2 separate regions of the Mus musculus genome follow, and region 2 is linked to region 1. The links are chromatin loops, found by intact Hi-C in ENCODE. Cell type or tissue: gastrocnemius. All regions are shown on one strand.

Region 1 (8,000 bases):
TAGGTTTAACTGTGATTTTTAAATGTTTGGAAATAAAACAAGGGCAGAGGAGTTGGCTCTTCTGAGTCTTTTTTGTGAAGACTTGAGTTGAATCTTGAGAGCCCTTATTAATCCAGGTGTGGTATCATGACCTATCTATCACCCAAGGGATTATGGGAAATGACTGGAAGCAGGAGAATCCCCGGAAGCTTGTGGGCAATCGCAAACAACAAAGAGCCCTGTCTCAAACAAGGCAGCTCACTCGTGTTCTCTCCCTCCCTCTTTCCCTTCATTCCTTCCACTTCCCTCCCCTCCATCTCTCCTCACCCTCTCTTACACACACACACTCTCACGCACACACATGGAAAGTAATTCAACAAAGGTCATGTTCACAGATATTTTAAATTTCTATATATTCTCAAAATATATAATATATATATATATATATACATCATATATATCATATATGTATAAATGTATAGTAATGTCTACAGATAGCATATTATTATATAAAATATATACTATAACTCAAAATTCTGTGACACATTTTGGTCAAGGTTGTTCATATTAGAAAGAACTATTTTTTCCATACAGAGAAACCCTGTTTCGGAAAAAAAAACAAAAAAAAAGAAAGTACTATTTTTTAAAGAATTACATAAAACTCACACACACACACACACAAAATGACCCACCAAACATTTTCTTTCATTTCATAATTTTCCACGTTTTATTAGTAAATTTAGATGCTCAGTTAACACCAATCATTGAGACTGGCGTGGCGGATACTAGGATAATATGCACTTAGTCTTACGGATGTTCTAGACAGACTCAGTGTCTTTGCCAGCTCCAGCAGACTTCTTGTCCCTGCTTTAAATCTACCCACATCATTGCTCCATCTTACATCACAGACAGCATCTAGAGGATCATAACAGAAAGGATCAGGGATTGTTATTACCCCAGTAAGCAACCAAGGTCCAGAAATACATTTTCCGTTTGCAGTCACCCCACATCAGCAACCTAGGGAGGAGTTCGGTGGTTTAGCTACAGCTACTACTGTGCTCTAGAAGTAGTAGTGGAAGAGTTTAATCATTTGATGGTTGCAGCAAAGTTTGTGTATACCCATGTACGGCTTGCTTCTTTGGGGGGTGGGGGGGAGTTGTAGGAGTAGAGGCTTAAAAGCAATGGAACAGTATGTAATCGTCTTTCCACAAGCATGAAGGTAACTGCCTGATCCTCCTGACTTCTGACAGACAGGGCCTGCTATGCATATTTGTATTATAAAACCCCATCTATTATCTTTGCAGGAAGCGGGAGATATGAGTAATCCAGGGACTCAGAATCCTTTGTCTTTTCCCTTCACCCTTCCACCCTCCCTCCTCCCAGCTCATGTTCAGGATCTTCCCAGGATTCTCAGGAAATGTAGCATCCCTGCAGTTAGTCACCTACCTCCTGGGAAACCACTGTGCTTTTAGAAGACAGTGGCTTTTCTTTTTGTTTAATAAAAACCCATTTTGTCTGACCACTGGGTAGGTCTTAATAACCCAGACAGCTGCTCTCTCAGGCTCTGGCTTGTGATTTAGAAGGATCAAGTATAGGACATGACAGAGATGATGTATGTTGATGGTTTGCAGTGACTTACTCCTGACATCTGCACATCCGAGTATCCATCTACTTGCAAATACTAATAGTTTGGTAGGATGGACTTTTCAGTGAAGTCATCTTCACTGAGACCACAAGATTACCCTGGACCAGTCTGTCAGAACACACAACAATTGCCTGAAGAAAAGATCCTTTCTTGATCAACAAGACCACTTTATGTGCAGTTTGCTGTGGAATAACACAGAAGTGTTCATGATAATGGCCACAAAAACTGGTGGGTGGTACAGCATCTGTGTGCTCTCACAGTCTGCTTCTATGTTTAACAGAAAGCCTAAACCTCTGCTTGGGAATGTTTCAAAGTAAATGAATTTAGCAGAAATGTTAGGGGGACTTTTTTTCCCTTGGTCCAAACTGTACTCCTGGTTTAGGGTTAGTGGAGAAATAAATGTCTTTGCAGTTCTTCATTCTGTACCATGTAAAGCTATCTGTGGATAATCAACTGTTCTCTCTGGCTGCCACAAATAGTTTATTTTGTGGAAAGCTCAGTGGAGTCCTTCAGATTAAAGAATTTGTTACATTCAAAGTTTTGAATCTTGCCAGCGGTTTTATTTTGTTTGCATTTAACAGATGTAAAACGACATTGAGACTATTGTTGGTTTGTATTCTGTTGTGTTGGCATCTTCTGGGTGCTTTTGTGGTGAGTTATTTCTGTTGACCAAGACAGTAAACACCAGACTGACTGGACCCTAAGTAGGAAACATTAGTTAGACCTGCATGATGGTTGGGTTTTCCTTTGGATTTCTTCAGAAGCAGCAGCTCAGTAACTGGATGGTTTCTGAATTTAGAACCAGTCCGTTGCTTCTGTGAGATAGGAAACACAAACAATTGCCTAAAGAAAAGATCCTTTTATTTAGAAGAAAAGAAAGTAAGTAGTTTGAGCAATAAAGTCCATTCTCTATCAACAAGAACACTTTGTTTCTCTCTGTTTACCAAGGTTCTTTCAAAAACTGCTGTGAGGAGCAGTTAGCCAAAGTGGCTTAGCTCTTTTCTGTGGCTTTTCTCTCATTCTGAACATCAGCACTGTGGTTATTAACACTGGCTACTAAGAACGTCTCACATGGTTTTTGCATACAAGTACTATCAGTCCAGACCAGACAGCGCCTAAAAGTCCCCAGTGATTTTAAACAAGAAGTTGCAGAAAGAATCCTGGAACATGTGTTTCTGAGTTGCTGTTAGTTCCATGGGTTGGTTGGATTTTGTGTGGTTGGTTGGTTTGGCTTTGTTTCTGGGGGGTGTTTCTTTTCTTGTTGTTAGAATTAGAGTTTTCCATTTTCCCATAGGAGGAAAATGTTTCTATTTGTTCTTAACGGCCATGTGTCCTTAAAAAGGATCAATTTTTTTTCCACATAGATTTTTGCTGCTAGTAGACAAAACAATGCACTAAAGTGCTTTAATGTTCCTTTCTTCAAAAGTCTGGCTGCATATGACAGTTTTCCTGCTGAAAAAGAAAATGCGTAATATATAATGTTTCCCCGGAGATCTATCATGGATGATATGACAAAAAAAAATCATTCCCAGGCATGCAAATTTGTTCCATTTTCTTTTGTTAAATGTTCTCATGTAAGAGAAGATAGGGAGGGAGGGAGGGAGGGAGGGAGGGAGGGAGGGAGGGAGGCAGATAAATGGATGGGTGGATGCAAGCTGAGCTATTGGCTTTTAATTTCATAGAAATATGATTAAGGGTCAGCTCTAAGCCTGTGAACCACTGTACTTTGTGACTTTTTGAAGAATTTTGAAATAATGAAATCATCCCACTTACTGCTCTTAGGCACTGTTTTAAATATAAAGAAGGCCAAATCAGCTTTTTCTTTGTTATGAACATTTGATAAATGTTGAAGTTTGTTTTAAAAAAAGAAAGAAAAGGAAAAGGTGTAGCATAGATTTAAGCACAGCCATTGAGAGAAAAGTACTTAGAGGCAAAGGGCAGTCTGCAGCCAAGTGTGGGCTCCAGCTTCTCTGAAGAGCCCTGGCAAGTTTTCTTTCGTCTTCCTAACAACACAGTATGGTTTGTGGCAGTGTACTTAAAAATATACTAGACATGCCTTCGTGTCTTATATTTTTAATTGTCTATTTTAAAACAGATAGTACAGTTGTAAATCCCATGACTTTGGCTGCTGTCTGTGGCGCTAACCATTACTAATTCACTCACACCTAGCACTAAAACCGTTGTCCTATGTGTTGTGTCTAGGACCACTTGGTGACAAATTTAGTGTTTTTCCAGTAGATACTTCAGTGTGGTTAACAGATAGCCATGTGAACTGCTTATCACTACGACTTGTGGCTGTAATCCTGGGCATAATAAAAATTTCAGCTAGGTTGTAGGTTTGATGACAGTTAACTGAAACCGTGAATCTCTGTGAAAAGTTCTACTGGAAGCACATTCAGGATGCTATTTCTACTTTTGTGTCTCATGAAGTAGAATTGTTCTTAAATCTCAAACAGTGGTCTAAGAACATGAGAACTGCCAATGTCTCTTCAAAAGTACCATTCCCCTCACCCCTAAAAAGCAGCACTACTTAACCTTCTGAGGGTTGTTGAATCTAGAAGGAAAGGAGCAGGAGGGAACAGCTTGGAAGCAGTTTTGGTCAGGACTGTTTTTGTTTGTCACATTTACAGATCAGAATTAGTGCCAAGTTCTCAAACCTATATCCTCTCTTATTGCCCGCCCAACAAGCCCTGGATATGATAGAGTCAGAGTAAAACAAAAGAAAGGATGCATTTCGTAACTGTGATACTGAAATTAGCATTTCAGTATAATGGATGGCAAATATGGTAAATTACTATTTTCAAATGATAAGGGAATCTAAGGAGCTTTTGGGGGTAATACAGTTTGATACACTGGTGGTTTTCTAAGTAAGAGCTATTAATACAATATTATACATGGATAATATAATAGCAGTAGGAACTTTTTGGACCTCAACTTAAAATGTAAAAATATAGCTCAGTGATAGAGTGATTGCCTATATTGTATGAGGCACTAGGTTTGACCTCCATCGACACAGTGAAGGAAGGGAGGGAGGAAGGAAGAAAGGGTGTGTAACATTTTGACACAGTACTTCATCCTTCATTTTTAAAGAAATACACCTTTACAGTTAAAATTGAATTTGTTTCCCTATGTCAGTCTTCCTTCTTCCCTCCAAGTAAGCGTTGATGTCATCTGTGGCTCACAGTTCCCTCATATGAACAAAACTGGGTAGTAGTGGTTGGTTTGCTGTTGCTGTGCATCTCACTTTGCAGTTTGCTTTATTCTCCCCAGTGTTCTATTGTAGAGAACGGAAGTACTGAGCACATAGATGTAGATACTGGCATTTAGCTCATCTGTGGTACTGTCTTTCACACATACTTCAAGCTGTTCTGCTGCTTAGGATACGGGGCTATTTCCACTTTGACTCAGACAGAGCCACAAGGGCATCCTTGCGTCCTTGTGTATGGCACTAGTCTCAGTGCTAATTCATAAAAGTGACACACACTGAACCTCACTAGATGTTGTTAAATGACTTTCCAAAGTAATTGCATCGATTTCAGATGATGAGTTTCTACATTGCCATGTCTTCACAGTACTTAAAATGAGGGTGTGGTGCCTTTTGTCCGGTAGACTTGGAAACCAAAGCACAAGGAGAAGGGACTTATTCGGGGCTCATGGTGGTAACCAGAATTAGACTTAAATTAAATTTGGTTTGCCTGCCATGTGTCCTAGTCTCTTTTACATGTCAATAAGTTGACACAGCAACTCTCATATGTAGTCATGAAGATTATGTCAGGGCGTTTGGCTTAGACAAATAGACTGTGGGTCTATATATACATAGATATTTGAATAGACAATCATGATCCATGTACTGCACCAGAGAGTACAAGATCCTCAGAACAGGAGAAAAACCTCACAAAATCCCAGTGCTGTGTGACTGCTAGTGTTCAGAAAGGGATCTGTGAACCAAGCAGATATTGCAGTAACAACTGCTTCAGAAGAAATGGGGAAGGCCTTCAGATCTAGGTATCTGGCAGTCTCCTTCACAGTGGCAAGTTTCTCTTACCCCACAGTCCATAAGTCCAAGCCTTTAAGTCCAAAAGCATCTTGACCTTGTTGGCTAGAACAAGGTCTGTGGTACTCCCTGAAGCAACCGTACCTAGTGAACTGCTGTCTGATTTCCTGAGTGAGCCTTTCCCAGGAGACACACGCCTCTTCAGCTGTCCCCAAAGACAGATCTTTTGCTTGTTTGTGCTTTGCCTCTGGCCTCTTGGCACAGCCTGTTTTTATGACTTCATTGCAGCAGGAAGAGCTGATGACCTTTCGGAGGCCCAGAGTGCATGGTTTTTACATCAGTGGCCCTTGTAGGCCACGGGAATAGAAAACTAAAAATACTTTGAGATGAAATGTGTCATTGGTAAATTTGAATCTGGTTTGTCTCAGGAACTCTCCCATGTTCTCCTGAGTCAGGCTTCTCAGGGGTGTTTTGGGAGATTTGTAGTTAACCTTTCTTACATGGCTTCTCACTCAGGGAGTTGGGTACAAAAGCTCGGGATATTTGAGACCTCAGGATATTTCTTTTATCTTTTGAAATTATAATGATGTCATTTCCTTCTTCACTTTCCAACCTCCTAACTCTTTCACATACTTTTCCTCTTTCAAGTTCATGCCCTCTTTTTCTCAATAATTGTTCTTAGAAGTACTTGCATGATGTGTGCATGCTCTTAGATATATAAGTGTAGCCTGCTCAGGAATGTTACTTGTATGTATGCCTTCATGGTTGACTATTTGATATTAGTTAACCAGTCAACGTGCTCTTCCTTAGTTCTCAGCATTCCTTAGTTGCCTGTAGCTTTTTGTGTAGGGTTGAATCTTCCATGGTCTTTCCCTGTCCACATTAGCTTGTGTATTGTTTTTGTCCTTGTTCAGCATATATCTAGAAAGTCATGTTGGTGAGATTTTTATGGGTATATCTTCTGACATCCTAGGGAACACAATCTCATGGCAAATTCCCTGATCTTCAGACTATTAGAATCTTTCACCTCGTCTTGGGCAATGTTCCTTTGCCTTAGGTGTGGGAGTTGTTTTGTAAATGTATCCACTGGAACTGAGCTCCACAGCTCTGTATTTTGGCTGGTTATAGTTTTCTGTGATGAGCTCTGTCTCTTGCAAAGAGGAGTTTCCTTGATGAGGGGTAAGGACTACACTGATACCTATGAGTGTAAAGACAAATACTTAAAATATAGGAATTTTGCTGGTTTTAGTAAAATGGTGGTTGTAGATTCTCCCTCAAGATCCATGACTTCAGTAGCCATAATTGCCTAGGTTTCCACCTTGGTGAGTAGCTCTTAAGTCCAAATAGTGAACTGTTGGTTACTCCTACTGTCTTGTGTGTCACTAATGTACCCATAGGGTTATCATACTATGCTGGTTCATAAGCACCATAGCTTGGTAGGACTGTTGGTTGTTTTCTTCCTTTGGATGCTTGCATGGTTTCTTCAGATACCTCCTCTTGAAAAAGGAGATTTACATGTTAGTTCAGCTCAAGGCTTTCTGGGCCCTGTAGACATCTAGATGGAAGACATTTAAATTTTAGTGTTGACAGCCTCTCAGGCTTCCTGTCTAATAAATTCCTGACTTCTTCTTTTGGTTAATCACAAATACATCTGTTTCCTAGTAAAGAACTATAAAATGTGCTTTGGTTACTGGTACTGTGGGGTGGGTGGGTGTGTGTATGTGTGTGTGTGTGGGTGTGTGTGTGTGTGTGTGTGTGTGTGTGTGTGTGCACTCCTGCACATATGCTCTGTCACCTCCTTGCAGCAGTAGTGAGTAGCAGAGTCCAGGGTCTATCAGTTTCTTGTTGTGACCTTCCTTATGCTTCCTTTCCAGGCTGTGGTGCTTTTGTCCACAAAGGCTGCAGAGAAAATCTAGCCTCCTGTGCAAAGGTCAAAATGAAGGTAAGATAGTTCTAGCTGTTAGAATACTCAAGATCCATGGGCTTAAAAATACCAAAATCAGCTGGTCATGGTGGTTGCACACTTTTAATCACAGCACTTGGGAGACAGAGGCAGACAGATATCTATATGTAAGGTGAGCCTGGTCTACAGAGTGAGTTCCAGAACAGCCAGGGCTACCCAGAGAAACCCTGTCTCAAAAATCAAAGCAAAAAAAAAAAAAAAAAAAAAAAAAAAGTAAAATCTCCACATGTTAGAATTTAGATTGTAGTGGGTATTTTTTATTTGTTTTAATCATTTGGTGACAAATTTGAAAACAAATTAATCTAAACATAGTTGCTTATTAAAATGATCAATCACCTTCTTGATTAATACACTCAAGAATTTGAGACATTGAATAAAGAAAATGCTGAGCCAGAGACCAATCTTATAATCCCAGGACT
Region 2 (8,000 bases), 140 kb before region 1:
CGGCCATCATTGGAAAGAGAGGCCCATTGGTCTTGCAATCTTTATATGCTCCAGTACAGGGGAACGCCAGGGCCAAGAAGTGGGAGTGGGTGGGTAGAGGAGTTGGGGGGTATGGGGGACTTTGGGATAGCATTGGAAATGTAAATTAAGAAAATATGTAATTTTAAAAAATGTTTAAAAAAGTTTTCTCTGTTTTTGGAGCCTTTCAGATTTCTTGACTAGGCAAGCTCCATGTATAATGTTGGTGCTGTTGGAATGACGGCCGATGCAGTTGCTGCAAGTGCTTTTTTTTCATTTCTTTTTTAATCAGTCATTGGATTCCTTCAGTAATCTCATGAGCTAAGCAGCATTACTGTCCTTCTTTACAGCGCAGGGTATGTAAGTAACATACTGCCAAGTTGAAACAGGTAAAAGGGCAGCGCCTTAGCTGGGCCTGCTGTGGAAATTATTCACCTTCCTGCCTTTTGCTGACCAGGTGGAAGGACTTGTTGCTTCTAAAGGGGAATAAAAAGCTCTCATAATGGTTACTGTCAACCATTGTCAACTTGATAGAATTTAGAATCACTTGGGATATGAGCCTCTTTTACCTATGGAGATTATCTTGATTATATGAATTAAGCTGGCGAGACCAGCCCACTGTGGGTGGCACGGTTCCCTGACTTAAAGGGAGAAAGTGAACTGAGCAGTAGTAGTTTGTAAACATTTGTAAACATTTGTTTGCTTTTTGTTTGATGGAATGTAACCTGCTGCTTCACGCTCCTGCCTCTGTGACTTCTCTCCCATGATGTATTGTAACCTGGAACTGAGCTAAAGAAATAGCCCTTTCTCCCTTAAGTTACTTTAATCAGAATTATTTTATCACAACAGGAAAAGACAGCCCTTGTTTTGTAGCATTTGGCAATTTTAGTAACATAATTTTGCCTTTAAGGGTTGATTTTAAGCTTTCCCTCCCTTTTTACTGAGGCTGAATTGGCAAGCAATGAATCCTGGGAAAAAATGTTAGTAGCACACTATTATGTAAATGTTCTTCCATATGCAGACCATAATGTAAATCTCAAGATATTATAGTATGATGTAGCCTTAATAATACAGGGCTTTTAGGTATTATATATGCTTTTAATTAATCTATTTTAGTTATTTGTAAGTTTAATTTCTAATAATAATTGTGCTCTGCAGTTGGCTTATAGAATTCCCAGAAATTTAACAGCTGACTCTCATGAGTTGGCCCAAGCTATTGCCATAGTCATCTTACTGCTGACCAAACTTACCTTCTGATATGTGTGGCCAACATTATATAAGACATCAGTGATTTCTCTCTTTTACCATTTCTTCCCCCCAAATTTCCTTCTTCATTTTCCTGTATCTCTATTTACCCTGTTTCCCACATACTGTCTCTTCAGTCCACTTCTACAGTATAATTAATTCACTTCTGAAATGCATAGCTCTTTTCCATTCTATTACTTCCTTCCCCCAAGTTATTCCTGCTTATTGAAGAAAGGTCCTAGGTGACTAGTATTTTGTGGAATAGAGTCTTTGCCAAGGTCTTGTAGAGAGGCAATCTTTGGTATGGAAAAAGAACACATATTCTTGGAGTTCTGGTGGAGAGTCAGAGTTAAAACAGTTTTTATCTAAATCATAAGGTAATTCTTGCATTGCTACTACTACAGTAACTTCTGTATAAGTAAGTAAAAGATGTGGGCAACTGAGACGTCCCACCATTTATAATTCTTTAGTTTTTTTTAAATCCTTATATTAAAAACCCATTTTTATGGATAATTAAGCAGTTTTTTTAATCACTATACATTTTTATTTGGGAGATCATCTATGCTTATAAGATAATGCCTAATATAGACTACCTTTCTCATTAGTTATTGTGAAATTATGGCCCTAAAAATGATCAAACTCAAGTATACACTTCTCATTAATGAAGAGAGGGAAATTTTTGTCTTTGTAAGGGCTGCACTGTTTCTTAGGCTTATGTTGCTGGAGATTGATGGCATAGGTGCAGTCTTTTCTTGTTGTTGGGTCTGACTAAAATAGTAATTGAGAATATCTTGACCATTATTTTTGTTATTCAGCTCATCTGTGTAGTTAGCAGTGTGGCAGACTTGTTAGCTGTTCAACCAGACTCGTCAACCTGTGTATTCTGAGAGTTGGGCCTAGTTTTGAACAACAGAGTGATCGATCAGAGCTTCTCTCACAGAGAGTAGAGATCAAGTAACCAGTCACCTGGATAAAAGTTCTGACGGAGATCTGAGACTCTTCTCCTACATACAACCAAGCCCGCGTGCTTGATCTTTCAGAGTCATCTCCAGTAACACTAGGTAACTCGTGAACTTCCATAAAATAGGAGTTCTATGCACCTGGGAAATGTGGAGTGTGTTTGCTCTCTGTTACTATTAGAGGGAATCAACTACATTTAGTTCCAAGTGCCTTTGGAACTCAGCCTTTGAATTGCCTTGAGGTTAGTAAAGCTTTGTTCTCTTCTCTTGGGTATAGGTTAAAAGTATGAAAACAATTCAGAATTTAGTAATTTTGTATTAATGCTTTGTTAAAAGGATGTCAGTTGCTTTTGTCAGCCACCTCTTGCCCTCATTGAAAGGAAGCCCCAAATTAACTAGTAAGGGCACAGACAGAACCTCAGCAAGAAGACCCTCCTCATGTGAGAGAAGTTCTGGGGTCTGAAAAGAAGGATTCTGTCTTAGAGTGCCAGTTTAGAAATCTAAGTTAGAAATTTCAGTTAGAAATGCGAGTGGACTTCCTCTCGTGTGAAGGTGTAGGCAAGCGTGTAAGTGTGGATGAATGGGCACAGCTGTGGCATGGAGTTACGTAACAAAGCAAGCTAGAGGCAGAGGGTGTGGGCCATAGGTCTTAGTTTCCAGCACATGAAGGAAAAGATGAAACTTCTCTGGTTTTATTTGTAGAACATGAGGGGTCTTCAGTACCTACAGAGAATGGACTGTTCTCATTGTGCCTCAGACATTCAAGCTGATTGGCTCATACTAAAGGATGACATTTCTCTGGTTTAAGCCTTTTAAAATCATTTCCAGAGAACGGCGTGTATGTAAGGCCAAACTACAATTTGGAGTAGTGATCAAAACTAATGATAATTCATTTCTGACCATAATAGCTCTGTGTTATGGTGCTTTGGAGTGTTCCAGTTATAGCCAAATAAGTTATGGCTTATTTGGGGTTATGGTTCATTCTGACTTATGTGTCGAATTCGGTGGACTTGAGCACTGGGTATAAAATAAAAACAACATTTATGCTCCAGGAAACACTTTGAACTCAGTCTATAAAGTCAACATGCTCTTAACATTTATTAAACTTAACCTTAGGTTTGATGATATAATTTTAAGTTTTCAGCATATATCAAAATGCTGCCTTCTCTACTGATTCTGGGTTTAGTAATGTGGCCACAGGGTGGCATGATTCCCTTACATACCTTGTTGTTGATTAAAATGAAAAAGATGAAGACATACAAATTAAATGATAATTCTTTCCCCAATTTTATGTTAAAATGTCCAGGTTTTTTTTTCCTAAATTGATGTTTCTGTACTTCATTATTAAGATTTGAAGAATATTAAATCTCAGTACCCTAAGCTTTGATGTGTTAAAGGTTTTTTCCCTGTTCTTGTTAGCTTATGGTTATAGCACAAATTATGTTTATATTTGAGAAGAATGCTAATTAGGGCTGCATGTCACAGTGTATATTTAACTACAAGCTTTAGCTTTTTTTTTTAAAGCCAACTTATAAAAACTGATAGAGTATTTGAAACTGGCAGACAAAGATGTTTGTCATCCTCAATAGTTGTGAAGTTGTTTGCATAGTTACTGGCATGACACTTACCTCGTTTTAAAGGCTTCCTGGAAGGCTGAGTGAAGGAGGAGAACAGGGATGTCAGATGATCGAGAGGCACAGGCTATTCAAAGTGACCTTTTATTTAAATAGATGGGAAGTCCACTCTGCTCATGAGTTTCATATAGCAACTCTAAAGGCAGAAGGGTTGTTTCCATTTATACAAGTCCAGGAAAGTTAAGTTTGATGGATCTAAGTCAATCTTTGTAGGTGGAGTTTGAATGCACACGTTACCATTTCAAAGCAGATCTATATACCCTCACCTTTGTTGGGAAATGGATAGACTTAGTAGTAATTTATGAGATGTAAAATTTAGCAGGCTCCCAATAGGAACCTTACTAATACAGACTTGTGGACTCTTTTCCAGGGCGATTGTGTTGTTACAGTATTGCTTGCTGAAGAGGACAAAGTTGAAGATGATGCTATTTTTTACTTGATATTTTCTGGCTCTACCCTCTATCACTGCACAAGTACCCGGAAAGTCAGTTCTGATACGTTGGAGACAATTGCTCCTGGTAAGTATCTAAATGGTGTCTTTTCTAGCCTTCATCAATTATTTGTAATTTTGCTCTTTATTTTGAGACCAAGTTTGGTAGCAAACAGCTAAACCTGGGCGTGAAACTCTGTTTCTTACCTCAGCCTCCTGAGTGCTGGGATTGCTGGCCTATATAATATACTGGGCTTCTTTATTCTTGGTGGGGACGGGGACACACGCACACATATTTGGTTAGTATAGAGTAATAGAAGGAGCAAAGCAGAGTGCTCACCTAACAGCTGTTGTTAGATCTTTAAGTATATTGCTAGTGCTTTTGTTTGCTCCACACACGTATGAACCTACCTAGAAGTAAAGTGACATTACAAATTGAAGGGTATCAGTATTAGGATCAGCAAAAAAAAAAAAAAAAAAAAAAAGGAACAAACCCACTAATTTGTTAGAGCTTGAGAAAACTGAGAGCTACATGGGAGGTATACATTCTCATGTGATTATCATGATGATGCTTCAGAATTTATTTTATTGTGAGTTTCACAGTGACAAAACCAAAACAGAAAACCTAATTAATAATACATACCTCATGTCTGGGGTGCACAGTGTCTTTGTTAATCCTGAGATTTGAAAGAGAAAGACTAATTCTACCATTATTCTTTAAGGAGAAATAATGAAGCTATCAACATTATATAGAGTATTCCTCCAAATTTTGAAGCAAGCTTTATTAAATATTAAATACTGACTTGGTGAATTCTGGCCGGGTCCACTCCCTGGAATTCCTAGCTGAGAGGCCCACGACACTTGTTGTATGTCTTTTTATGGACAAAACCATTCAACCACTGTATTTTCCCATGGCTTCATTGTTATTTTCTAAGAACTGCAGCTCCCAGAATACAGAAGTTACCTCCCTTGCGTAGGTGGGGTTTATGGGTTAATTTTGGGTCTTACATATTTTACATAAAGGCAATGCCTTGGACTTACAAGCCATAGAACACTATGGAGTGCTGGGCTACTTACCACTGCATTTATAAATGTAAACACGATTTAAGAAATCAATTACTAGTCATCGGGGCACTGCTATCAACTTCCTGTTGGGAAGGGAGAAGGGTTCTCTAACTAGGAGTCAGTCCCTGGGTAGACTCCTGCCAGGAAGTGAAATGAGATTAGTCGTATGGATTCATTTCTTCTTAATTAGAATTTGTGATTAAAATTAACCCCCATTGTGTGTGTGTTTCCCAGGAGCGCCCTAGCCACACCCTCTATGGGTGTCTATTTGTGTTTCTTGATCCTGAATACTGCTGCCCTAGTGTTCTAATCTGACCAGAGTCAGCATTGCACTCTGATACTATTTTTGTCATTCTTGACTCATCCATTCACTTGTAGCTCAGAATACTCAATTTTTATTCTCTTTTATCAGCTTTTCCCTTACTGAGGTCTTCTATTCTCTATTGTTCTTACTGATTCAAATTTTCTCTCCTCAATAGCCTCATTATTCCTCCACTCGCCTAATTTCATTGATTTTTGATAGGAAGTGCCCAGTTATGTCAGAGTTCAGAAAGACTCTCGTGTACCCACTGGAGGGTAGGGGTAATTGTGGCATCACTTCAGCATGCGGATCTCTGTTGTACTCTGGATGGTGTGTGAGAAACTGGTAGAGTCTCCCAGCTGCATCCCCCTGCTTTGGTCATCATGTTTGAGACTTTTTGTTTACTTGCCTCTTTCAGCTACTGTCATTGGATTCTTGTAACATTTTGTAATTGAGGAGTGGAGATGGATATTGAAGGCTGTGGGTCGGGTACAGAACCCACACAACTTTTAACACCTCATTCATATCATGGGATTAACTTTATAACCCAGGATCAAACTGGCTTCGGTCCGCTCTTGCGGTCATCTTAGACTTGTGTTTTTCCTTCCCTTAGGAACTTCCTCAGCATGCTTTTTCTAAAAGCACTCCAGTGTATCTGCACACCGGCCTACTTCCTGGACATGCTCGAACACTTTTCTATGCAGTTAGCTTCCCATTCACTGCATGTTTAGCCCATCGCCCTTTTATTTCAGCTAAAGTGTTAGCTTCATAAGGGCACGGGTTTGTTTTGCATGCCCGTGTATGTTAATTCAGCTTTTCTAGGAATCCCTGCTGCTTGGTGGACATTGTTTCACCTGAGCAGACATTCTAGAAAGGTGCCTGTCTTACCCTCCCTTCCTCTTCCCTCTTTGGGGAACTACAAAAGGAGTTTAATTTCTTGAGTTGAATTCTTAGCCTGTCACCAAGTCTGTGTCTCTTCCCGGGGGTGACTTTGATGGTTTCCGTGAGTCAGTGATAGTGATAGCCTCCGACTTCCTGTCTGTTGAGGGCCCTTGTCGGCCAATCAGAATTCTTGATAGAAGTCTGTACAGTGCTTTGGCATTGCAGTTACTGGATAAATAGTCACTGGTTTTTTTGTTTTGTTTTTTTTTTTTTCTTTTTTTTGGTAGCAGGTGTTCCTGATAGGGCTGTCTCTGTGCCCTTTCTGCTTATTCTAGGGTGAGCCCTGCCATTTCCAGTCATCTGAGTTCTAAGAAGAAAAAGCTTTGTGCCTTGTTCTCCCCTTTAATGTCATGCTTTATTCAGATAGCTGGCTTTGGTTTTTCTTTGAGTTCTCTGTATGATTCATTGTCTGTGTTTTGCTACATTTAGTTCTTACTAAAACCAGATGATTGATTGACCTTCAGAAAGCAGCTACATTTTCATGCTAGTCTGTCACCTTTTATCAAATATTTTCTGTAAATAGGTTGGAACAATGAGACATTTCTAAATTATAGGAAAAATTCTTCCATCATGTAAAACAGTTATAAGCGTCCTCCTCTTCTAATGTTCGTCTTTTGTGGGAAAAGGTATTTTGAGAGGATCTCGTTGTCACCACCCTGTCCCACCTTTGAGCACTGAGATTACATGGGTGAGCCACCAGGACTGACTTATTTTCTCCTTTGTGTGTGTGTTTCTGATAAGAATCTTACAGTAAAAGGAGATTATAAAGCAGGACGATTAGGCGGCTAAGACCGTCCTCCGCCACTTAACAAGTTTGAGAATGATCCAGGCTATATGAAATCCTGATTCAAAAGGAAAAGGGAAACTATAAAGAAGTTATAAAGGCTTTTAAAGCAGTTTTTATTGCTTTCCTTTCTTCTATTGAAGTCTGGAGATATAATATAGTTCATCTTGAGATAAATAGCATAGAGACTCGTCTACTTTTTATGTTTTTGGATATTTGAATGCCTTATAAAGCGCATACTATGTATGGTATATAGTGACATTTAATGAAAATATTTCAAAGACTTTGAAACAATTTCTTATTCTTAAAATTAAACTCATCTTTACAGTAATTAACATTAGAGACTGGCCGCAATTCATAATAAAATGCTCCATTCAAAATAACTTTGAGGCTAGAGGGAGTCAGAAGGTAAAAATGCTTGTTATACAAGTCTGACTACCTGAGTTTGCTCTCTGGAATCCAGGATGGGAAGAGAGACTTGGCTTCCATACGCAGCCTTCTGACCTTCCTCAGCATCCCTGCTTTCTCCTCCTCCAGTAATAGAAAGTGAACAAAATTTAGAGACTTTCAAATGGCTGCTTGAAGAATATCATTTCAGTTTTATTGAGCCATCTATCTTAAA

The links. Peaks named below come from ENCODE experiments on the same cell type or tissue, not always from the same donor. Only the 100,000 strongest peaks of a DNase experiment are listed, where the experiment ranks them.
Region 2: it touches region 1 in a loop (2.4-fold over the local background); 7 of 42 quality-filtered maps call a loop at or near these places.

Annotation. Positions count from the first base shown.
Region 1 is chr7:75,710,278-75,718,277 of GRCm38, forward strand. Akap13 (A kinase (PRKA) anchor protein 13) reads left to right here. Exons shown (of 37, transcript NM_029332.1): 18 at 7,493-7,560. Among named protein-coding and RNA genes, the nearest start is that of AU020206, 68 kb to the right of the region's middle. In gastrocnemius, no CTCF peak of the experiment used is centred here; no DNase peak of the experiment used is centred here; H3K4me3 peaks cover 385 bases; H3K27ac peaks cover 6,888 bases.
Region 2 is chr7:75,565,658-75,573,657 of GRCm38, forward strand. Akap13 (A kinase (PRKA) anchor protein 13) reads left to right here. Exons shown (of 37, transcript NM_029332.1): 3 at 4,227-4,374. Among named protein-coding and RNA genes, the nearest start is that of Akap13, 110 kb to the left of the region's middle. In gastrocnemius, a CTCF peak has its summit at 3,416 (motif pointing right); no DNase peak of the experiment used is centred here; H3K27ac peaks cover 1,009 bases.